Regions from separate parts of the Mus musculus genome. Here region 2 is linked to region 1. Evidence: chromatin loops called from intact Hi-C (ENCODE). Cell type or tissue: left cerebral cortex. All regions are shown on one strand. Each heading gives the region's core, and the rest is flanking DNA. Links, peaks and the distances in the headings are about the cores only.

What was found. A loop is a pair of places that touch in the nucleus more often than their neighbours do. Peaks named below come from ENCODE experiments on the same cell type or tissue, not always from the same donor. Only the 100,000 strongest peaks of a DNase experiment are listed, where the experiment ranks them.
Region 2: a loop joins it to region 1, with 2.3 times the contacts of the local background. A loop is called at or near these places in 6 of 42 quality-filtered maps.

What each region holds. Positions count from the first base shown.
Region 1 is chr10:4,326,994-4,339,513 of GRCm38, reverse strand. All of the region lies in intron 2 of Akap12 (A kinase (PRKA) anchor protein (gravin) 12), which reads right to left. Among named protein-coding and RNA genes, the nearest start is that of Gm40592, 23 kb to the right of the region's middle. In left cerebral cortex, for the core only: a CTCF peak has its summit at 5,933 (motif pointing right); DNase peaks (open chromatin) are centred at 5,025, 5,948 and 9,557; H3K4me3 peaks cover 2,030 bases; H3K27ac peaks cover 774 bases.
Region 2 is chr10:4,260,566-4,273,085 of GRCm38, reverse strand. It overlaps Akap12 (A kinase (PRKA) anchor protein (gravin) 12), which reads right to left and starts at 6,757. Exons shown (of 4, transcript NM_031185.3): 1 at 6,418-6,757. The coding sequence starts at 6,567. In left cerebral cortex, for the core only: CTCF peaks have their summits at 2,064 (motif pointing left) and 5,943; DNase peaks (open chromatin) are centred at 5,418, 5,974, 6,659 and 7,319; H3K4me3 peaks cover 2,065 bases; H3K27ac peaks cover 1,110 bases.

The sequences.
Region 1 (12,520 bases), core at 2,894-10,893:
TATTTTAATCTAAATTTAGCCGTTGAGTTTAGGTGACACCACTTCGTAAAAACAAACAAAAGGTGCAACACCACAAAAACTATACTATTCACTATCCAGGTTTAGAATAGCCAGTGCTCTCTGTCCCCAGGCACAGCTTACTGTGTGGGACATCTGGAACTGTTTAACTTTCCCCCCACGAGCTCCTGGAGTCTTTCCAGAATTCTCTGCATTCTGAACCCACCCCTTATATCAAAACACGCCCAGCTCAACTCTGCTCGTCCTGGCGCTCATCAGCCATGAACCCGCCAGGCAGAAAAGCTGCTTAGCGGGGCTTAACACCGAAATGTAAAAGGACCAGCCAGGTGACACCATTACTATGCGGCTCTTTGGCCACCGTGATGCAAGGGTGCCCTGATAGCATCATCTATGCCTTCAGAAAGAGATCCTCTATGAGGTACTCTGAAGCTAGGCGTGGGTAACTTCCTTTTATGACATGAGGAAGCTCACCACTCAGGGTTCTCCCAATTGTTGGAAACAAACAGTGGAGGCCACCAAGCACCAAAAATACTGAGTCAACGGCCGCAGAGACCAGCGCAGCACCTCAACTCTCTGGACTACTGTTCTGTCCTCATCACAAACCGGAACCAACACTGACACCGATCCCAGCCATGTGCAGCATATTGCTCCCCCACCAATAATTTGCATAGAAAAGTACATTATAAGCTCTCTACAGTATGCACAAATGCTTCTGTGGCTTAGGTTTTGTTTTGTTTAATTAAAAAAAATGTAAATCTCACTGGCTCTTGTCCCCCCCCCCCCCCTTCAAGGACACCACTGGCTCTTCCCCTCTCTCTCCATTTTTTCAAAAAAAGACACACTTTGTAGCCCAGGCTAGCCTCAAACCAGAGTTAATCCTCTGCCTCCGTTTCCCAGTGCTGCTGGATGTATAGGAGTGAGCCTCCACACTTGTATCCCCAATTACTCTGCAAGATAAAGAATGATGTTAACTATCAGTTAACCTGAAAAAAAAGTGCGTGAATGAATGAAAATAGAAAAAAATGCCTTAAAAATTTATTTTTAATTATGTTATATGTGGATGTTAGTGTATAGGAGTGCACATGAATGCAGGTGTCCCACAAGGACCGGAACAGAGGAGTATCAGGAGACTCCCTGGAGCTGAGGTTAAGTTAAAGTCACCCGTGAGCCACCTGATGTGGGTGCTGGGATCACACCTCAGGTCCTGCTCATAACCGCTGATCCATCTCTCCAGCTCTGAAAGATACTTTCTCTTAACTCAAAAAAGTAGTTCTGGCAAGTTAAGTATGCATAATCTCTCTCGTGCACACATGCACGCACGCACGCATGCAGGAACACACCCTAGTAATAAATAAGATGCAAGTAAGTAGTGACTCTGGATTGGCACAGGTGGGAGAGTGCCCCTGCCTGGTGTACATGAAAGCCCGGTGCCATCCCTAGCACTGCACAAACTGGATGTGGTAGCAGTGTCCTGTAAGCCCAGCACTGGGAAGGAGACACAGGAGGACCAGAAATGGAAGGCACGGAAAGGGTGATCCTTGCCTAAGTAGGGAGTTTGAAACAGCTTAGGCTAGGTGAGACCCTGTCCTTTGCTGTCACAGCACCACTGTGCATCAGGGAAGGAGCCACTTTCTCACAATCATGTCGCCAACAACTATTTTCTAGTTTCTATGCCCAGTTAATGCTAATGGAGGCCCAGAATGACGTTGCCACGTGCTGTGGGGCAATCCCTCAGATCCTAACTCAGCGTGTACGGCCTAAACCTCATATCTCATATGTCTGTGTGAGCTGGAAGAGAGGCGATAGAAAATGTCTTTAAGATTTCTCCTGCTTTTAGAACTAAAAACATGGGGCTGGAGAGATGGCTCAGTGGCTAGGAGCACTGACTGCTCTTCCAGAGGTCCTGAGTTCAATTCCCAGAAACCACATGGTGGCTCACAACCATCTGCAACGGGATCCTATGCCCCCTTCTGGTGTGACAGTGTACCCACATACATAAAATAAGTAAAGAAATTTTTAAAAAGGGAAGAAAGAAAGGAAGAAAAACAACAGAGTTCCACGTAGTTGCTATACACACTCCATCATCTTGCCTGCATTTAAGAAGTGAGAGCACCAGGCTCCTTCTCCAATGCTACAAAAACTCTCTTCCCTTTTATTTAAACAAGCAGTTTAGAAGCCTTCACTGCTTTTAAGATTCTGAACAACTGTCTGTCTGAGTCAGGGTTAGTCTGTGTAGCCTTGGCTAAGTGGTTCTAGAATTAGCTTTATACATCAGGCTGGCCTCAAACTCAGAGATCTGCCTGCCTGCCTTGGCCTCCTGAGTGCTGGGATGGAAGGGTCACATCACCACGCCCAGCTCTGACCTACTCCTCTTACCCCCCCACCCCCCACAGGGTTTCTCTATATAGCTGTGGCTGTCCTGGAACTCACTTTGTAGACCAGGCTGGCCTTGAACTCAGAAATCCACCTGCCTCTGCTTCCCAAGTGCTGGGATGGGCATGCGCCACCACACCTGGCTCTGACCAACTTCTTAATGGCTACTAAGAATACATCTTCCTTAATCAGTTAACTTACAAAAAAAAACAAAAAACAAAAAACAAAAACAAAAAAAAACCTCAAAAAACCAAAAAATCAAAAGCATAAACACAAAGACACCGAGATTCTCTTTGAAGAAGCTGCTTGCCCTGTAGCTGCCCAGTTCTTTTCTGTTTCTCCCTAGTTTATCTTTTTTTTTTTTTTTTTTTTTTTTTTTTTGAGATGAGGTATCATTAATCCCAGCCAGGCTTTGAATTCCTGATTCTCCTTCCAGATTCAGGCATGCTAGCAAACATTTTACCAACTGAGCTATACCTCCAACCCCTTGCCATTAAAGATTTGTGCTCTTTCTTTCTTTCTTTCATTATTCTTTCATTATTTCCTCCTTTCTTTTGAGGCAGAGTTACTCCATGTCACACCAGGCTTCCTACACCTCTCTATTATAGACCAGACTGGTCTTGAACCCATGGAGCGCAGCTAGCCTCCTCCCCGAGTGCTGAATCCTGCACCAGCACGTCTAGTCTCTTGTGCAGTTTCTGATTACTGGCAAAAAGTATAAAACCAGGCAACACTGTCCATATGCACAGTGTGAAGTATAATCTAGAAAGCCATAGATCCAACCACTTAATAGTACCTTAAAAACTGAACGGTTCTTCTAAATACTCTGCCTGTGGCTCCACTGGGATTACCCGCTGGAACCCCCTCCTTCCCACAAGAAACTGAGCACGAGACAAATTAATAAAAAATGGAATACACAACACCTTATACACACACACACACAAAAAAAATGCCAGGAGAGAGGGAGATCTCAGAGGACCCATTCAAAGTGTTGTTCATCCATCCATCCATCCATGCAGACACCCTGACTCGGGCTGGAGAGAGGGTGCAGCAGTTAAGAGAATAAGAGAATAGACAACTCTTTCTGAGGCCAGAAGTTCAGTTCCCAACTAAAACTATAAGCTGTAACTATAGGCTCTAGGGGAATCCAACATCTCTGACTCTGGAGGGCACCTGTACTCATACACGGACTGACTGGCACACACATATACACATTATCACAAACAAATCTTAAAGAAAACACCTAATGAACTTGGAAGAAGAATGCTATTCATTTTTTTAAAACGTCTTTAATTTGTAGGTTTCATAAATGTCCACCCTGGCCAGCAGTAGAAAGACTAGAGACATGACAGATGGGACAGACTATGAAAGAGCCCTCGGCATAAACAAGCTAAACTATAGGAAGTGAGAGATATTTTTAGCTCTGCTAAACTTTTGAAGTCATTTAAAATTCCACAGGGAGACACGGCTTTGGGGGGAAGAGTCACACAGAGAAAAAATATGGAAGCCCTGGAAAGTCTACGCCCCACTTTGAGACAACAGATTTGGCAGCATTCATCTTAAATATTTAAATCGGAGCCACTTTTGTAAATGTAAGTTAGCAAGTGGAGTTTAATTTTCTAAGAGCGTAAACGGGAAAGTGAGCGTAAACACGCACTCTCCTATATAGCCAGTCTCAGACTATCTATCAAACGCCAAGTTAGTGGATTTGCAAATGCATTCTGAACGCCTGGCGTAGACTGCCCACTTCTAGAAGTTGGCATAACATTACAACTCACACAAGTAGAGTCCTAGAAAACAAGCATGGGAAAAATAATTATTTTCACTACCTTTTTTTTTTTTTTTTTTTTTTTTTTTACTAATACTTAAATGGCATTTCTTCCCTTAGGTTTAGTAACTATGTATTATGTATTAGTATTATGGCTAATACTAACCACGTATGACAGAACTAAACTAAAATATTAGCCTGATACACGACTTCACTCAACGTTCTTATTTAATGAGCTCTAGGAAGCACTGAACGCTTACAATTTCTCAGACATAGGAACTTTTAAAATTAGACTAGGGCAGGTTATCCACAGTGAATCTGATGCTGATTCAACTCGCTAGCTGCTGTGGCTTCTCTCAACAGCACAGCCCCCACTTCTCTAAGGGGACCGGATAAGGCTCCCAACCAGATGCATTGTCCCGTGAGCGCTTCCAGGAAGATTTTGGTTTAAATAAAAATAAAATGTGCGGTTCATTGGTTTCCGAGGGGCTATGGAATGCTCTCCATATTCAATTATCTCTCCCTACACCGGTGAAAGTGTAGGGAGAGATAATTGAAAGCTAATAAAATTCCAGCCACACGGCTCACCTCTTGAGACTCTTCTTCCAGAGTCACATCAGCAGGAAGAAGAGTCACCAGTCTTACCTGTGATGGTAATAGTCCCCAGCATATTTAGTTACAGTTTTCGGCCTCTTACGGCAGGAAGTCTCCTTCTCCTCTGTCTACTCCCGGCTAACCAGTGAGATGAAAAGGAATGCAGTCCTCAGAGCATCAAGGAAGCTCTCCAGCCCTGGAGGTGCAGCAATGCGCACTGGAGAAGCGCTTCTCTGGCTAATTATAGGACGGCCCCGCCCACGCCGTAGGCCCCGCCCACAGCCAGCCAGCCCACACCTCTGTCCGGACTTGGCTGCACCACCCGGGGAAGTCACGTGCCCCATTTTACAGGGCTGGTCTCTGTGCCTGGTCTGTCGCGACCCAGGAGAAAGTTTTAAGTCTCTGGGGTGAGCCAGACCCCGAGCATCAATATTTGATCCAAGCGGTGACTTCATCCCTGGCACCGACTCCTGCATCTCAAACTTTTAAAATTATGTAAAGGCAATAACTGCACAGATATTAAATTCTCCGATTTTTAACGCCATTTTTAAAGGTGGATGAGGTGCAAAGCGGCATTTCCTTTTTAAAGCCCATAGTATGTTGCCAACCGTTTCCTACACTCCGGTCAGCGTAAAGACCCACAACTCTCTGCGATCCCAGGCCTTTTGCAAAGGGTTGTCACAAAGCGAACTATCTTTAGCATTTAACCGAGACAACTTTCTAAAAAGCAGAAATATCTGACCTTTGGGTCTCTCTACTTTTCGTGGTAGAAATGAGCTAAACATTGGGTTGAAACTTCACCAACACTCTCCTCCTGTTACAAGCGTATAGCAAATAAAACAGCTGCATTAAAAATCCAGGCAGCCCAATATTTCTTTTCTGTTAATCTTGAGATTGTTTCTCTACAAAGACACAAGTAATAAATGAGCTGGATCTTCAGTTAGGATAGGTCCAACTGGCCTGTTGGAGCGAACCACCTCTCCCCACCCCAAAATAAAAGGTTATATTATTGCTCTTCTCGTCAGACTTGAAGGCCTTGTTCATGACTACTTAGGGAACTGGAGCGGGGAGATCGGTGCGGGAAAAAGAGTAGACAGAGACAAGCGACATAAAAAGGGGATTAAAAAAATTTTTTTTGAAAGAAAGATTTCAGACATCCACGATGGTTGCTGCTTCTTGCCACCAGGAGGCACAATGCACCACATTCCAGCCCAGAAAGAGCGAAAAAGGGACAACTCCTGGGCAATCAGACAATGGTTACACATATCAGCATTACAAAGATCCAGAAAGGCTTCCCAGCCAACGCCCAACCTGGCTTTGAGTCTCGGCAAGCCAGGCAATGGGTCTTATCCTGGTTGGTTAAGATCTGGGAGCAGACATTTGCCCTCTGCATTCCCAATAGGTGGGGTTTCAGACAACCCAGACATCTCTCTTCCCACCATCTATTCCCTGTGTGTAGATCATGGATAAGAAGCCCTATATGCAGGGTCAGTGGTCCACATTAAACTAGACACTTCCCCCACAGTGTCCCAGGATCCCTGAAGGCCCAGGGAACTAAGAATACAGAACCACTTCCCAGTATTCAGTTGTAGACAGCACATGGCAGTCACCCCACTCCTCTGTGGATTCGGGTTTACATAACTGCATCACCAACACCTTCCCTTCTGACCCCAAATTCTAACAACAGCGACGCCACTTTGATAGCTAAGGGGAAAATTCACCAGATACAAAGCAGACAAAACACTCTTTTAAGAAAAGGCTAAGTAAGGCAAGATCTTTGCTTTCATAACACAGGTGACAATACACTCCTCAAATGAGGTTCAAAGTGAGGCAGCTAAGGCTCAAAGACAGCACAATGGATGCTGTGCTAGAGGCTGACCCTCCCAGCACACAGTTATCTGGAATCACTACCTCCCTGTGTAATGAAGAACAGGGAGTATATATAGCCGTGACCATCAGCAAGTTCCTCTGGGGCTGGCCTTAAAATGGAAAACCATCAATCAGGACAGAGGCAGAAGGAAAGGTCAGACAGAGGGGTCACTGCAAGGGCAGGCACCGTTCCCTTGACATTACTCCTTTCCACTCGCGTGAAAGGAGACGTTTTAGAGCCAGGCATCACCACCTAAAACAAAGATGACAGAATATATGCCCATCACTTGGCGGAAGATTGCTAGGGGGTGTTTTCTTAAATCTGCATGATCTAGTCAATAAATATTTGCCAAGGTCATGCTCCACTTTTGTTGTGCTGAAATCCACTGGGCGCTAATCAGATATTATGGCCTTAGGATACTTAGTTGAGAGTGGCAACCCCTGGGGATACAAGGATAGAGCTAGCCTAAGAGAAGAATAGGGACTCCCTAATGTTGAATACAAAGAAGCAGCATCCTGGGGCAATGTCTGGAAAGAGTGATTTGGGAACTCAGGGGTGGGCTCCTCATAGCTACTGTTACTTACAGTTCATGTTCATGTTCAGAGGCCCAAGACAGCAAAGGAGAGCTAGAGATGCTAACCAGAAATGCTAGTTAACAAGGAAAGATTTCTACGGACATCTTAAGAACTTTGTAATAACACAGTCTCAGCAAGGAAAGCAGACAGCCAGGAATGGTGTACTTGTGTAATTCCATCACTGTGGACAGAAGGCTAGCCTCAGCTACATAATGACTTTGAGGCCAGCCTGGGCTACATGAGTCTCTCCCAAAAAATAAAAATTACAGTAACAGGACAAACAATCTGAGTACAGCATATAACTTCTTTAAGATATACAGAGATGCACATAACAGCACACACCTGTAATAGCAGCACTTAGGTAATAGAGGAAGATCAGGAGTTCAAGGCTACCCTCAGGCCAGCTAAACTATTGGACCACATTTCAAATAAGCAAAGAAAGAAAGAAACAGACAAGAGATGCAAATGTGGGGCTAGCGGGATGGTAGCTGAGTCATTAAAAGAGGATGTTGTTCTTGCATCCAGCACCCATCTTTTTTCTCTGCTCCCCCCCCCCCACACACACAGGGTTTCTCTGTCTAGCCCTGGCTGTCCTGGAACTCACTTTGTAGACCAGGCTGGCCTCGAACTCAGAGATCCACCTGCCTCTGCCTCTCAAGTGCCACCACTGCCCGTCAAAAAATAACTCTGTCTTTTTTATTTTATTTTATTTTATTTTATTTTCATTTTTATTTTGTTTTTTTGAGACAGGGCTGTGTAGCCCTGGTTGTCCTGGAACTCACTATGTAGACCAGGCTGGCCTCGAACTGAGAGATCTGCCTTCCAGCACCTATCTTAGGTGGCTTACAACCATAACTATAACAACCGTAACTCCAGTTCCAGGGGATCTGATATCCTCTTCTGTACTTTGGAGGAAACGCACACTTACATATGCACATATCCACAAATATACACATAGTTTGAAAAGAGGGGGTTGTTGAGATAGCTCAGGGGTTAAGAATACTGGCTGTTCTTTGGAAGGACCAAGGTTCAATTCCAGAACCTAGATGGTGGCTCATGACCACCTGTAACTCCAGACTCATCTTAGAGCCTCCTCTGGCAATGCAACCACAGATATACATTAAGATAAAGACACACATAAAATGAAAGTCAAGAAAATCTCGACAAGCAGTGGTGGCACATACCTTTTTTTTTTTTTTTTTTTTTTTAATCCCAGTGCTTGGAGGGGCAGAGGCAGGCAGTTCGAGGCCAGCCTGGTCTGCAGAGTGAGTTCCAGGACAGCCAGGGCTACACAGAGAAACCCTGTTTCAAAAAACAAACAACAACAAACAAACAAAAAACCTCAGAAGAAAAGGTTTTTGTTCATTTCTTTTCTTTTGTTGAGACAGGGTTTCTTCTGTGTAGCCCTAGCTGCCCTGGAACTTGCTCTGTAGACCAGCTGGCCTTGAACTCAGAGATCCACATGTCTTTGCCTCCTGAGTGCTGGAATTAAAGCACGGCTGGGCAAAAGAAAAGTTGTTGTTGTTGTTGTTGTTTAATTAAAATAAATCTTTGAGATAAATGTTAATAAACCAATGAGAAGATGTTCAACATCATTATCCATTATAAATATGTAAATTAAAACCACTTCACACACCCCCAGGATGCTAATAGCCAAATGACAACAATAACCATGAAGAAGCTGTTGCTGGTAGAAAGGGAAACTGATGTGAAAAGTGCCTGGGACTTCTCCAAAGCCTAACACAGCTGCCGGATGACCCAGCAACAAATATGCACCCAAGAGCATGAGAACACACAATCAGAGGAGAACCTGGACCATTCGTACTGACGTTAGGAACAAAGTGTAAAGCTGTGTCTTTAAAAACAACTTTAGTGTGCCCACCAACTAACAACAGGCTGAAACAAGTATAGTGGGTCTTACACTGTAGTAAGTGGTTCTGTGTAAGGAAATAGCAGTGATTAAAATGGAGTTTGTGGGGGCTGGACCCAGGTTCAGTTCTCACACCCTATGAGGCTGTGCACAACTGTCTATAACTTCAGTTCCAGAGGACCTGATAAATGTCCTCTGAAGACATCAGGCACGCGCATGTATACACACGTGCACACGCGCGCGCGCGCGCGCACACACACACACACACACACACACACACACAGAGGTATATATGCAGACCAAACACCCATACACATAGAAGAAAACTTAAAAATCTCAACCCCAATCCACAAAAAGCTAAGATAATAACATTTTGTCACAATGGGGAAAAAATGACACACAGACATAGCACAGCTAAAGAAAACCAGAGAGAGGGGAGGCGGATCACACATGGAAAGGGAAGGCTTCCCCTAAGCCTGTGACTCACTGAGAGATCTCGGTCTGGGGGCAGTCAGTCCCTGCTAGTATCAACTGTGGACGTTGTGGTCTAGGGCACACTGCTGTTTGGGAGCAGAAAAGGGTTGCCAAGATCCTTTGGGGTACAGGGCTATTATTACCTGGTGGCTGAGCATCTGTGGCCTCCATGCGTAATGTGCACAGTCTTGCACAATGCACACTGCAAGGGACCACCAACAACTGCAAGGTGAATACACACTGACTTCCTACCACTTTGGGTTTGCTGGTTTCCTGCTTGTCTGTTCTGACATACCAGGCTGGCCTTGAATTCCTTATTTTCCCATCTCCCAAGTGCAGAAATGAACACACATGTACAACTATATCTGGCTGTCTGTATGTTTTTGTTTTGTTTTGAGACAGGGTCTTACTGTGTGTATAGCCCAGGTTAGCCTCAAATCTCAACTTTCCTGTTTTGGCTCCCTCCATGCTAAGATTACAGATATGGGAGTCCCCATGCCCTGCTCTCAACAGTAAACTTTAAACCACTCCTGGATTACTTCCAACACCCAATAGAATGCAAACCATCCCAGGGTAACAGTAGCCATTCTGGATTGCTGGATGTCTGTACCTTCAGAGTATCCCAGCCAAACATGTTTGCAAGGATGGACAGACAGACAGACAGACACAAACACACACACACACACACACACATACACACACACACACACACACACGATTGTTCAGAGGCTAGCTGATCCTATGGTTGACTGATTAAGTGTGGAATCTGCAGTTCCAGAGGATGTACTATGTATACCTAATATCAGACTGGATCTCTCTGGGTAGCCCTGGCTGTCCTGAACTCAGAGATCTGCCTGTCTCTACTTCTCAAGCACAAGGATTAAAGGCTATACTGAATATCTGAAGGGATACTGACAAGTTATCGACAGGATAGCTGGTTCTACTGGGCTCTGAGTCTCTGCCCTAAGGAGCAAGAGCACTAGCTAATTGAATTTTATGGTCCAGATGCATTGGATATGTTAACACAGATATGGTTACTTAAGTTTTAAAAATCCAAATAAATAATCTGGAGAGCATGAAATTTTAAAACACTTCAAAAGCGTAGAGGAAAATGGAAAAAAAAAACCAATCTGAAGGAGGGCTGGACGATGGGCTGACAGCTGAGAGTGCCTACTGCTCCCTCTGAGGACCCAGGCTTCACTGCCAGCTCCCATATCAGACAGCTAACTAGACACCTGTAGCTTGCACAGACCTGTTTGTCTCTGCCTCCTGAATGCTGGGATTAAAGGTGGGAGCCAACCCCATACCTATTTCTTTAGAGTGAAAGCGGAGAGTGAATATTTTGATGGAGTCCCAAATGCTATGTAACATGTGTGTTTTTAGAAATTGTTTGTTTAGTGGGATATTGTGTGCTTTGTATGGGTTTGTGTATGTGTGTGCACCTACCTGTGTGTGTGTAGGTCAGAGGTCAGTGTCTGCTGTCTTCACTGTTCTCTACCTTGTTTCTGAGACAATGACCTCGGAGCCTGTCATTTCAGCTAGACCTCAGGATCTGTCTGTTTCTACCCTCCCAGTGCTGGGATTATAGACAAGAGCCATGAGAGCCAGCTTTTATGTCGGGGCTGGAGATCCTCACTGTGCTTCTCGCAGAGCAAGCACGGGACAATGGGAGCCATTGTCCCTACCCATTGTCCTCAAGTCTTAATCAAGAGGAGTGGGGAGGAGGGATAATCTGAAGCTACAGACTCAAAAGAAATAATAGTGATTACATACATGGCACTCACTGATTCTCTGTGACAGCAATAAGAATGAGAGCCCCAAACCACACAATAGCCAGCCTCAAACCTTCAAGTAACCACGTTGGAAAACACAAAGGAAAAAGCTGAGGATTTGCCATATATACATACATACATACATACATACATACATACATATATATATATATACACACACATACATACAATACACACACACATATGCATGCTTAGTCATCAGGGAGTAGAACTATTTGAGAAGGACTAGGAGGTGTGGCTTTACTGGAGTGGGTGTGGCCTTGCTAGAGGAAGTGTGACAGTAGGAGTGGGCTTGGTGTTTTCAAAAGCCTGGATAGTTTCACACATCCTGCCCAGTATTTCTCTCCCTCCCCCTCTCTGTCTTCAGATCAGGATGTAACTATAAGCTACTGCTCCAGCACCAGGAGTGCCACCATGGCCCCTCCATGCTCCTGCCATGTCAATAAAGGACTAATCCTCTGAACCTGTAAGCGAGCGCCCGCCCAGTTAAATGATTTCTTTATAATAGTTGGTTGACCATGCTGTCTCTGCACAGCAATAGAGCAGTGACTGAGACAAGTGGACAATGAACTTCCCCAGGTGAGCTGTCTGCATTTCTAGCTGACAGGTTATCAAGTGGAAATGGATCCTGGAGATTGTTTTCTGTGAGCTTCGGGAGGCTGAAGTCTCCAGGAAGCACACAGGGGATGTCTGGATAAGGGCAGGTTGGACAGCAGTGTATCCATCATGCTGACCCTGATGGAATCTCAATGTGTCTGAACGGAAATTATCTCAGCGAGGGGAAACTCAGAGCCAAGATTTGACAGTCATGATGAAGTGATACACTTCTTTAAAAGTTCATTCACTGACTATCTCAGTTGGCTTGGGCAATGACACAAAGCACCACAAACCTGGCACACAGCTCCCGGACACCCAGGGCTCATTCTCATCACTCTGAAGGCCAGAGGTCTGCAGTTAGCATTCTGTCATGGTGAGGACCTGGTGAGGTTGGACACTCTTGACTGATTTTGGGGATATTTTGTTTGTGTTTGTACTAGGGATTGCTTAGGGCCTAGTGCATTCTAGCCAAGTGTCCTGAAAAGTCACCTCTAGGAGTTGGCAAGATGGCTCAGGGGGTAAAAAAAAAAAAAAAAGGAACTCCCTGCCAAGGCTGATGACTTTAGTTAGATCCCTGTACCCCACTTG
Region 2 (12,520 bases), core at 1,601-9,600, 65 kb after region 1:
GAGTTCCCTATGCATTAATCTTTACAAGATGAGTAACTTTTGTCTCTGGTTTCCTTAGCCATCTCTTTGCTACAAAGTCAACCTCAAGTCATCTCATCCAGACAACTATTCCATTTTATAAAAGGGTTCTAGGTAGAGGCCTGTGAGAGCAGAGCACAGCCCTGCATGCCTGGAACCCCAGTTGCTGAGAGCTGAGACAGGAGAGTGACTCCAGCCCAGGCAAGAGTGAGAACTGTGCTTCACAGACACTGGAAGACTGATGGTTTTTCGAGACAGGGTTTCTCTGTGTAGCCCTGGCTGTCCTGGAACTCACTCTGTTGACCAGGCTGGCCTCGAACTCAGAAATCCGCCTGCCTCTGCCTCCCAAGTTCTGGGATCAAAGGCGTGTGCCTCCATGCCCAGCTCTGATTAAACTTTTTTTTTTAAAGATTTTATTTATTATTATACATAAGTATATTGTATGTCTTCAGACACGCCAGAAGAGGGTGTCAGATTTTGTTATGGGTGGTTGTGAGCCACCATGTGGTTGCTGGGATTTGAACTCAGGACCTTCGGAAGAGCAGTCGGTGTTCTTACCCGCTGAGCTATCTTGCCAGCCCCCTGATTAAACTTTTAAACTGGATAAATGTACATTTGTATATTTCAAAAGTGGATCTGCGCAAAGCCAAAAGAGGAAAAGTTCAAAACCAGCCTGGGCTACAGTTCCAGGTTAGCCTGGGACATAGAGTACAACAACTTATAGTCCCCAAGGCTCAGCCTTTCCGTTTTATAAGAGGTCCCGGATTCTGGAGACTCAGTCTTCCAACTGCTGGAATGAAGCCCTGGGGGCAGGGTGCTGGGGACCTAGCGTAGCCTCTCAGTCCTAGCAGCCCAAGGGGAGGTGTTGGGTTTTGTCTCTGATGTAGTGAAAGAACAGCACCTTCTATAATAGGGACAATCTATTGGCATATAGGTAACCACGCAGGCAAAACCATCACTTTACTCAGGAGTAGAGGAAGGTTGAATCTGATGTTCAAGGACAGGATCCTCAACACATTGAGTTTGGGGCCAGCCTGGACTACATGAGACACACATTTACCAAAAACAAACAAACAAACAACAACAACAACAAAACCATGTCATTAATAAAGATGACTTTCATTACTTTAAATTCTAGACCATTCAGGGTAAAGACAGATGACTTGGGCCTTAAAAGCCTGTTTTATTATTCTACTTCAATTTCTCAGACACAGTAGCTCAGGGTAGTCATTTTAGAATAATGGCACCCACAATATCTGTCTCACCACAGACACACCCTTTAAAACACTGGCTCAAGGAGCTGGAGAGATGGCTGAGCGACTAAGAGCACGTGTTGCTCTTGCAGAGGACCTGGGTTCAGTTCCCAACACCCATCTGGTGGCTCACAGCCATTTGTAATTCCAGTGCCAAGAGATCTAATGCCCTCTTCTGACCTCTGGCAACACCAGATGTGACAACTGTGGTGTATATAGATATATATATGGGCAAATCACTTGCCCATATGTACATTAGAATAAATTATATGTTAGTGACTCATAACTCCTGCAGTCAAATAGAAGCACGTCCTGAAAGACTTGACAAGGGTCTCCAGCTCCCTACCTCCTGGGGACACTAGCCTCACCTAGCTTTCGGTAGCCCTGTTGTTTTCAGCTTTGGACTCACTGAGGAGGAGAAAACATAGAAAGGTTAATTCAGGGCTGCCAAGAAGGCACAGAATGTGAGGTGCTTGTGGCCTAACCAGATGACATGAGTTCAATGTTCAGGCCCCACATGGTAAGAGGAGACAACTCCTATACTTGTTCTCTGACCTCCAGGTATGTATATGCATGTGTGCACATGCACATGCACACACACACACACACACACACACACACACACACACATACAAATATGTAATCATTTATTTAAAAATAAAGGTTGGGGGACTGGAGAGATGGCTCAGCAGTTAAGAGTGCTGGCTGCTCCTCCAGGTTCTGAGTTCAATTCTCAGCACCCATGTGGTGGCCCATCTGTAATGAGATCTGATGCCCTCTTCTGGCACGCAGGCATACATGCAGGTAGAGCACTGCACACATAATTAATTAATTAATTAATTCAGAGGCATTCTGATTGCTAAACTTGGTCAGCATGTTGGCTGCAGAAACCAAGATTTACCAGAGCAACGGAAGTCTATTAGTCATTGGTCACCCATGGTCTGTCAGCAACTGAATGAAAATAAACCTGCAGAGACCAGAGATTATAGACACACAATTGAGAAAAAGAGAAGCCAATCTTACTGTCCCCAGGAGCAGTCTTAAACCAGGAACTAGGGAAATAACACAGGAAGCCATTTCCCCTTACAATTTGCATATGAAGAATAACTATAGGACTTCTAGTTTTACTGAAGTACAACATAGATAAAACCTAGGCTGGGGCATTTAAATGTTATAACTCTTGGGCTGAGTCTGCAAAAGTCCGGCTTGCTCTGGCAAGGCCCTGGGTTCAATCCTAGGCAAGAGGAGGAGGAGGAGGAGGAGGAAGAAACAGAAGATCAGCTTTAGTTCCCAGAGGCTGGAGAGATGACTCAGAGGCTAAGAGCACTGGCAGAGGACCAGAGGGATCCCAGAACCCACCGCAGGGAACCCACATCTAGCTTCCACCGGCATGAATGCTGGAGGGTGAACACACAATTTTAATTTAAAACAAACAAAAAAGCTTACCTCTTATGTGACCTCATGACAGAGTTCAACAGAAGAGTTGCTTTGGGGCACTCTTAGAAATAACGGCTAACTAAAGTCAGCAGAACGAGGGGCTCAGGACTGTAGCCCAGCATCCTGCCCAAAACTCTAGGTTCACGTTCTAGCATCCAAAAAAATAAGTAAATAAAAATTTGGACAGTATAGAGATGCCATGATGTTAATACATATAACATGTATTTCAGGAAAAAAAAATTAAACTGAATAGAATGGTGGATCCTAACTGTAATTTCAGTCTTCAGAAGATCACCAAGGGTTTGAGGCCACCCTAGGTTTAATAGTGAGTTTGAGGCCAGCCTGGGCTAATGAGTTGATTTCTTGTCTAAAAAACCAAAACAGCAAAAACCCCAAGCCAACTGATGTACCAAATATGTAGCATCTGATATAAATATTTGAATATATATATATATATATATACATATATATATATATATATATGTAAGGATCCTAGCACTCGGGAGGCACAGGCAGGTGGATTTCTGAGTTCCAGCCCAGCCTGGTCTACAAAGTGAGTTCCAGGACAGCCAGGGCTATACAGAGAAACCCTGTCTTGAAAAACCAACAAAACAAAACAAAACAAGGATAAAAGTCTTTAATGATCAATTCTATAATAAGAAGGAAAAAAGGATATCATTCTATCTAAAGACGGAAAACTGTCGGGCAATGGTGGCACATGCCTTTAATGCCAGCACTTGGGAAGCAGAAGCAGGCAAATTTCTGAGTTCGAGGCCAGTCTGGTCTACAAAGTGAGTTCCAGGACAGCCAGGGCTACACAGAGAAACCCTGTCTCAAGAAAAACACAAAAATAAAAAATAAAAAAATAAAAAAAGAGGGGAAAAACTATATACTACATAGCAAACCTCCTCAAAATGTCTACAGATCCATCAAGATTATATATTCATGATGTAATCCATAAGTAACTCTGTGAATGTTTCATCTGACCCCACCCCCCAATAGGGGGTGTGTGTTCATGTAGCCTAGATTGAATCAGCTTCAAAATCACAGTGGTCCTCAGACTCCTGAATGCTGGGATTGCAAATGCAAGTCTCCACACCCAGCCAGACCTCTCTCTTTCTAAAGAGCAAACAGGTCTTCAAATCTGATTTTCCTCCTAAATCATTTGCTCAATCTACTAAGTACTAGAGAGACTGTCATTATCTGATACACAAAACGAATCCTCATGAGGTTAAAAGTGAAGCCGGAGAAGGGGACAGCTGGCATTCACCAATGAGATCCCAAGGGCCAGGACCACCACTTCTTCCATCAGCTCTTGCCAAGTTCCTGATGTTTCGCGCCATGCACCTTGCCTCACACAGGGGACAGTTTGTCAGGAAATCGGGTAAGCCCTTCGCCTTGTGGAGCATGGTAGTTAAAAAGCCCCTAAGTCCACAAAGGTAGAAACTGCGGATAGGGGACAAGGGGCTAAGGAGACGAGAGTGATGGAAGCCTCTAAGGTCAGGCATTGGAACTTAAGATAGGCCGGGCGTGGTGGAAAGAGTAAGAGAGGACTTAGAGGTGCTGAATCATTCTTAATTCTGAGATCCTACTGAAAAGTCTTAGGTCTTCAACCCTAGGTAACCTGTGGGTGGAAGGAAGTAACATACACGTATGTGTGCAGCAAGCACGTGCATGTGGATCGATCCATCTTCAAATTGATAACTGGGAAGCGGGCCAACAAATTAATGGTGTCACCAAGTCATCTTTTAAAAGAGACTGCTTGGATGTTTCAAGATGGCGGTTGATGGCGAGGGGGAGGGGGGATGCAGGCTACGGGATGGCGTGGAAGGAAGAAAAGAAAGGTTCATAACTTACTGTAAACAGATAATAAACCTTGACGTCATATAAAAACCAAAGTTAAAAAAAAAGTCTCCTGACTGCAGATTTTTAGCAATTATATCTTAAAATGACTATATTTCCAAACTGGAGCTATGTTGATGGTGATCGCCAGCAAAGCAAGGTGAGGGGCAGTGAGGTGATGAGTCAGCAGATACAGGTGCCTGCTGTGCAAAGCCAGCAGCATGAGTTCCAGCCCCACAACCCACATAAAGGCGGAGGGAGAAAACTAACCGCACAGAGCTGTCCTCTGACCCCCACGCACGCGTGCCAAGGAACAGTTGCCCTGACCACCACCTGCCCAATGTACCCACAAACTAAGCACTAAGGGCAGGTGTACTCAAAGAAGTTTCCAAAGAGTGTTACACGGAGTATTAAAATGTAAATGAGGCATCCAAAAGATGGAGACTGACTGGATGGCAGAAGTCTCTCAGAAGACCTGCGCATCTGAGGCAGTGAGGACTTTGGACTTTATAAGTGGTGATGAGTTAAACACTGGAGGCAGGAACTGTTAAGAGAGGCCACCCAGCCTACATTATACTAGGCAACATAAAGAGCTCAAAGCCATCAGGTCCCACCTCTGTTAGATTTACCTGGAACTCAGTGTTTTATTCTCACACAAAGATGTTTCCACTTCCTGACCCATTTCTAAAGGTCCTCGCTGCTCTCTATCACCAAATTCTGAAATTGGTTGGTTTTTCCTTTAAGTTGTTTGGTTGTTCAACACGTTTCTGTAAAACTATCTTAAATCCACCCGAGCGAACTCTTGCTCACAAACACGTGCTGGAAAACAGCCAACAGGCAATGTTGCCATCCGGGCGTGGCTATGAAATCATTTGAGAGGCTGAGGCAGGAGGACTGCCACTAGTTGGGCTAGCTAGTGAGTTCCAAACCAGCCCTGGGCTACAGAGTGAGACCCAGTCTTAAAACAAGTAAGCAAATTAATTAATTAACAACCCTAAACAATAACAAAACAAAAGGAACAGAAGTAAAATACAATAATGAGAGCAAGACACAAAGGTAAAGGCTGTGATGGGCAGGGCAGGGTCAAATATTCCAGTCTCAAACTAAGCATCCCTATAAAATGCAGTATATCTAGAGCTTTACAGTGGACTCGACAGAAAGAGTGCAAGGAACGCTTACTTAAGCCTTTTCCTACATCCGTGCAGAACTTCTAACTCCAATGTTTGTTTATCCAACTGAGTCCACAGGCAGTAAACTGTGAGAAAGGGAGACAGGACTCCAGGAGCTTTGCCTATCCCTCCATTCGTGCTTCTGCTCCGGTTCTCTCTGTCTGGAAGAGAGCTACATGCATGGCTCTCTGCATTAGCTAGGCGGTGTCCCAGGCGCTGCCGCAGGACTCTGGGTACCAGACCTGGTGGCCCGGGTGGAAGCTGGTATCAAGGCCAACACTGGGCGGGGAACCTAGAACCTAGGTTTGCCCTGCTTCAAAGCAGGTCCCGACTTCCCCACTCTGGGACCTGGGATCTAGGGGTGTGTAAAGTGGCTTAAGAAGCCTGGCCGTGGTCAATTCTTACGGATGCCCCACCGGCCATCCCCCAGGCTGCCAGCCCACCGGAAGAGAGAAGAAAGACTAGAGAACGGCGGTCAGGGCAGATATGATGGTTGCAGAAGGGCTGGCTAGGTCGCCGCCCTTAGAGACCCTCCACAAAGATGCCAGCCCCGCCCCGGTGCAAAAGACCCCAGAGACTGCACAGGGCTGCGCTCGAGTTTGCAGATGGGCTGTACCGGCGGGAAGTTGTGGCAGGCGGAAACCGCCGGGACGCCCCATCTCCATCCCGCCCCACCCGGGCAGGTGGCTGCAGCTTACCTTGGTGGCGGGGTCCGCGTCAGCGGGATCTCCAGCTGCTCCCGACGCTTCCGCTGCGGGCCCATGGCCACTGAGCTCCAGCTCGCTCGGCGTGTCGCTCTCCGCCGGCTGCTCGGGGCTCCGCTGCTCGGTGGAACTGCCTGCACCCATGGCTCAGTGGCTTTCCTACTCTCGCCGGCTAGCCGTCTTCCTGGGACCGCGGAGAAGCAGAGGGGCGAGGAGATGTGCGCCCAGGACCACAGGGACTAAGGGGTGAGGAGCACCCGCTCTCCACGATCCTGCTGAGAACACACCCGGACTGAGAATGAAGGGGACGCGCTCGTGGCAAACTCCTTAAAAGAAAAAAAAAAAAAAAAAGCCACCTCGTAGCCTCCTCCCCCCTCCTTGTTTTTCCCTCCCTTCATCACATGAGCACAGCCCAGACACGCCTTGCAGCATCTCCCCCTAGGCTGCTAGGACCAGAGGCTCCGACACCAGGCCCCCAGCAGCCCACCCCGCCCCCAGGGCTTCTCGGGTCATTAAAGGGGGACGAGGGGTTTGGGGTCTGTCCCAGGGCTGCAGAAGGTTCAGGAGCAGCAAAGAAGGGGGCGGGGGCAAAAGCTTTGTTTTTTTAATGTAATGATTGATAACCCAAGGTTGGATCTTCTGCAGACTAAGGATTTACATTTGACCAGGCGGGAACCCAAATCCCCATTTGCTTTTCTTCAGGTTGGGTTTGACTTTAAGCATTTGTTTCTAGCTTTCTCTCCTTCAGCCGGAGAAAGGAAGCCCTCCTGGGCTGCTCCTGAGCCTGGCCATATTAGGGCGGCTCACGTGGCAGGAGCTGGGAAACCCAGAGGTTGATGCAGTCAGGCCACCGCTGAGGTGGGCCCAGCGTCCCCATGATCCCAGCCAGTGATGTCAGCTGATGCCATCAACAGAACTCGCCGCCCTCTTTCCCCGGGGAACGCGCGGGGAAATGAAGCTGTTACTGGAAATGTGCCTGTCCTTTGAGCGTCTGATGCTGAAGGTTACACATCCAGGCCATTCGTCTCTCTCCCGACGCTTAAACACCACATTGGCTTAGGTCTGCTTAGTCGCCATCGGCATTATCAAAACACGAAGATTTCTCTCGTACTAGCAAAGAAAGGGCCTGTCTGTTTTCTTCCTCCACTTGATTAAATACTCATTGTATTAACATGGCAGCCAATAAGTCTTAAATTGAAATTTTGTTAGATTACCCGTCACTAAGCATTAAAATGCTAGGGGGAAAAGATGAAATGATGTCAGGTGAGCCCGGTGCCATGATTCGTGTCTGAAATCCTGATGCTTCAGTGGCTGAAGTTGGAGGGTTAGCTTGAGCCTGAGGCCTGCATGGGGTAGGTAGTGAGTGAGTTTCAGCCAAGTCTGAGAGCCACAAAGCGAGGCTCTGTGGATGAGTGAAGGAATTAGTGATTTAAAATCAGTAAGAGCATTGAATCTAGATGCCAGATAAATATCTTGTCCCTAGATTTGATACAGGTTACTTGAGTATCAATGAAAACATTAATTTAGCTAATAACACTTGGTCCTTATTCATGGTCATTTAAGTGTTTATTGGGAACAACTCGGTTTTTCAGGATAAAATTTGGTTTCTCCACTTATTTCGGAAGGCCAGTTTCTTTGGGGTTCATTCATTTAGAAACAGACTTTCAAGTTGCTTTTAGTTATTTGTAAGTGTGTCACCTATCTCAATTTGTCTTGTTTGTTGAGAAAGAATTTCTCACAATCTAGTTCAGGCTAGCCATAAGTGTTGTAGCCAAGTCTCTGGAGGGAAGACAGTATAGACTTGTGAGACTGAGACCACACCCTACTTCAATTTAATTTTTGAATATTTAGAGAACATTAGCATCTCCCCTCCCCCACCCCTTACAGTGCTGAGGGGTGGGGGATGGAACCCAAGGCCTTGTGCACTCTGAGACAAACACTCTAGCTTTGAACCATGTCTCTGGCCCAAACTTGAAAGTTCTCATTTTGTATCAGGTACTATTCAAAAAACAAAACAAAGAACAAAAAAACATTGCGTATATCATCGTATGTAATCCTTATAACAACCCAATGGCATACAGATTACCAATAGAGAAAGGGAAGGGGATTAACCAAAGAAGGCAAATTTTTGTGTATCCAAGGATTCATAGTCGGTAGATGGATATGAGGGAGGGATCCAGTGAGCATGTGACTTTAAGGTCCACCCTAGTCCTTCCTCAGGATGGTAGGAACTTAAAAACGCTGCTGAAACAGCCTGGGTGTGGCTTTGATGCAGAGCCTAGGATTAAGGGCATTGAGTTCTATCCCCACAGCAAAAGCAGGGGAGAACAATAAAGTCAGCACATTTGAAAATAGAGGAGGAGGCACTGTTTGTCCCACCGATTTGATACAAATAGTATCAACGTTCCCCCATTTTGTGAGATTGTATTATTCAAGTTCCTGGGAAATTCTTCACAAAGCTTTTCACATCCACTAGCCTTGAAATGTTCAGAAAGATTGCAAGGTCAAAGATTTCCAGCTAGCAGTATCCAGTCTAGGGCTGAGGAAGGCCTTGCCTGGGCCTGCTTGGAGCACAAGCTGTTTCCCTTATGCTTATTGTCCAGGCTATAAAAATGTGTGTTTTCTTACTTTTGAAAATTAAAATCGAGGGGATGAAGAATTGGGCCAGTCAGGTGGTGCAGGAGTCCACAGGACATGAATTCAGATCCCCAGATCATGACATCTAGTGAGGTGGGCTTGTGACCCGCAGTCCCAGCAAGGAGAATGGAGAAACTGGGGGATCCTTGAAGCACCTTGGCCAGCCTGGACAAATCAGTGAGAGACCATGTTTAAAACAAAAACAGCCAGGTGTGGTGGCACATGTCTTTAATCCCAGCACTCGGGAGGCAGAGACAGGCAGATTTCTGAGTTCCAGGCCAGCCTGGTCTACAAAGTGAGTTCCAGGATAGCCAGGGCTATACAGAGAAACCCTGTCTCGAAAAACCAAAAAAAAAAAAAAAAAAAAAAAAAAAAAAAAAAAAAAAAAAAAAGAAAAGAAAAGAAAAGAAAAGAAAAAGAACCAATCATCCAAAACACCTGGAGAACAAATGAGAAAGGCACCTGCATAGACCTCTGGCCCTACATGGCCGCACATGGCCCCATGTGCATGTGCACTCACACACACACACACACACACACACACACACACACACACCACACACCACACTTAACACTCAATAAAATAAGGAAAACACAAAACAGCTAGATCAGGTGGCACACCCCTGTAATCCAAGCACTTGTGAGACTGAGACAGATTGTGAGTTCAAGGCCAGCATAAACTACATAGGGAATCCCTGGTTTAAAGAAAAAACAAAACAAAACAACCCAACAAGACAAAACTTAAAAAGTAAGATTGTATTTTAAGGGACCAGGTGGGCTGGTGAGATGGCTCAGCGGGTATGAGCACTGACTGCTCTTCCGAAGGTCCTGAGTTCAAATCCCAGCAACCACATGGTGGCTCCCAACCACTCATAATGAGATCTGACGCCCTCTTCTAATGCATTGGAAAACAGCTACAGTGTACTTACATATAATAATAAATGTTAAAAAAAAAAAAAGGGACCAGGTGTTTGGTTTATGATCCCAGGACCTGGGCTGAAGTGCATATTTAACATCTCCAGGTTCTGCCAGCATCCCTCAGCATTCCCACCTGTCATACCTTGCCCCCAACTCTGAACTTTCCAGCCCAGGGGCTGGATTGCCCTTCCCCCCAGAGGCTCCTCCCTACATTATTCAGGCATTTTGTTCCCACAGATCCCCTTCTCATGCCCCCTTCTACCCTCACCTGAGTCAGTCCACACTTTTTTTGTTTTGTTTTTTTGTTTTGTTTTCTTTCCTTTGTTGTTTTGTTTTGTTTTGTTTTGTTTTTCCAAGACAGGGTTTCTCTGTGTAGCCCTGGTTATCCTGGAACTCACTTTGTAGACCAGGCTGGCCCGGAACTCAGAAATCTGCCTGCCTCTGCCTCCCGAGTGCTGGGATTAAAGACATGCGCCACCACTGCAGGGCCAGTCCACACTTTTATTTCTCTCTCTTACTCCCTCTCCTTTCCCTTCCCAAATACCTTCAAGGATACTGGTACAGTAAACAGGCTCAGCCAGGCTTGGTGGCACATACCTATAATTTTAGCACCAGGCAGCCTGATGCAGGAGGATTCCCACGAACCCAAGGTTAGCCTGGGCCACATAGTAAGTTTGGGGTTAGTTTGGGTTACATAACAAAACCTCAGAGTTAGGGGGGTTTTGTTTGTTTGTTTGTTTTAAGGCAGGATTTCTCTGTGTAGTCCTGGAACTCTCCCTCTTGTAGACCAGGCTGGCCTTGAACTCAAAGGGGTCTGTCTGCCTCTGTCCCCGGAGTGCAGGGATTAAAGGTACACAGCAGCACTACCCAGTTAGAGAGTTTGCCTTCACTGGTTGCTCTGGGTTTTTCCAGGTTAGCTCAGGCTAGCCTGGGACCTTTATGGGACACGACCTAGAATTTCTGTTCCTCTTGCCTATTTAGGGCATACATGAATCACTATGCTCAGTTTGGTTTTTTGTTTTTTATTCAGTGCTAGTAGAATACTTGTTTTGTTTTGTTTTGTTTTGTTTTTCGAGACAGGGTTTCTTTGTGTCACACTGTCTCTCCTGGAACTCTGTAGACCAGGCTGCTCTCGAACTTACAGCGATCAGCCTGCCTCTACCTCCTGAGTGCAAGGATAAAAGTTATGTGCCACCACCACTCAGCAGGTAGAATACTCTCGTATCTTAGGGTTTCATGCGCGCTAGGCAGGCCCTTTAACAAAGTGTGCAGCATCCCCAGCCCCCAATACACATTTATCACGTGCCTATCCTATGTGAAACAGAGGTGCTACTATGCTGCCCACCCAACACTAAGATGCAAGTCTACAAGGTCTCCTTGTGTTGGGTTTTGTTAATATCTGAAGATTTGCTGTCTTGTCCTTTGTGGTGGAACAGTAAGGCAGCTGGCCCTGGTTTCCACCCCTCCCTCAGAGGCGTCAGTTACAGATTCTGTCTAGCAGGCCCAGGCAGCACAGGGTACAGGGCGCAGGTGTCCTCCCCGACACTCTCCCATGGGACAGTCAGAGACTAAGATGTTTCCCCGAGAGGGTTAATTCTCTCATCAAAAACAGTTTGAGATCACTCAAAAACAAATGCACGTTGCAGGAAGAGCAGGCTGAACTTGTCCTTAAGTTTACTTCTTCAGAAATTCTGGTCACATGACATTTAAAAGACAATGTTGAATGCTGCCTGAACACCTTGTGTGTGCACTCACAATTTTAAAGGAGGTACAGGCCGAACGAAGAAGCTTGAAGCACTCAGTACCATTGCGCTATTCAATAGGGTGGCAGGCTGAGCGCAGTAAACAAGAATACATTGCATAGCTTAAAATAGAGGAAAATGTGAATGTACTCACCATAAAGAAATGATAAGACGTAAATTTTAGTTTTAAACATGGTCTCAAGACTGGGGCTGTAGCTCAGCACTTGCCTTGTAAATTCAATTCTTAGGACTGCTGAAGGAGCAGAGGGGGAGGGGAAGGAGAGAGAGGGAGGGAGGAAGTGAGCATTGCCTCTTGTAGCCCACACTGGTCTCCAACTCGCCATATCTAAGGCTGGCCCTGTCTCACCTTCCTGCTTCTATCACCCAAATGCTGGTGACACAGGGGTGCTGTATCATACCTGGTTTTATGCAGGGCCACGGGTCAAGCCCAGGATTTTCCTATACTGTAGATAAGCATTCCCCAGCCCAGAACTGATGAAAGTTTAAGGTGAGGTGTATACAAATTATCCTGAGTTGGTTACTTGAACAGGTATTCACAAATCAAAATATCACATTCGACTTCACAGACTTCACAAATATATAAAATAAATTGTATGTAAATATGAAACTATATATATGAAAACAGACATATTTTTCACGTTTTCCAACTCAAGATGGTTTTCAACCTTTCATAGGATCAATTATTTACAGAGAACTAATTCAGTCTAACTGCAACTACTTTGTCCAAGGACAGTTTAAACTGAAATAAATTAAATAAATGCTGTGTAGGGCTCATGCCT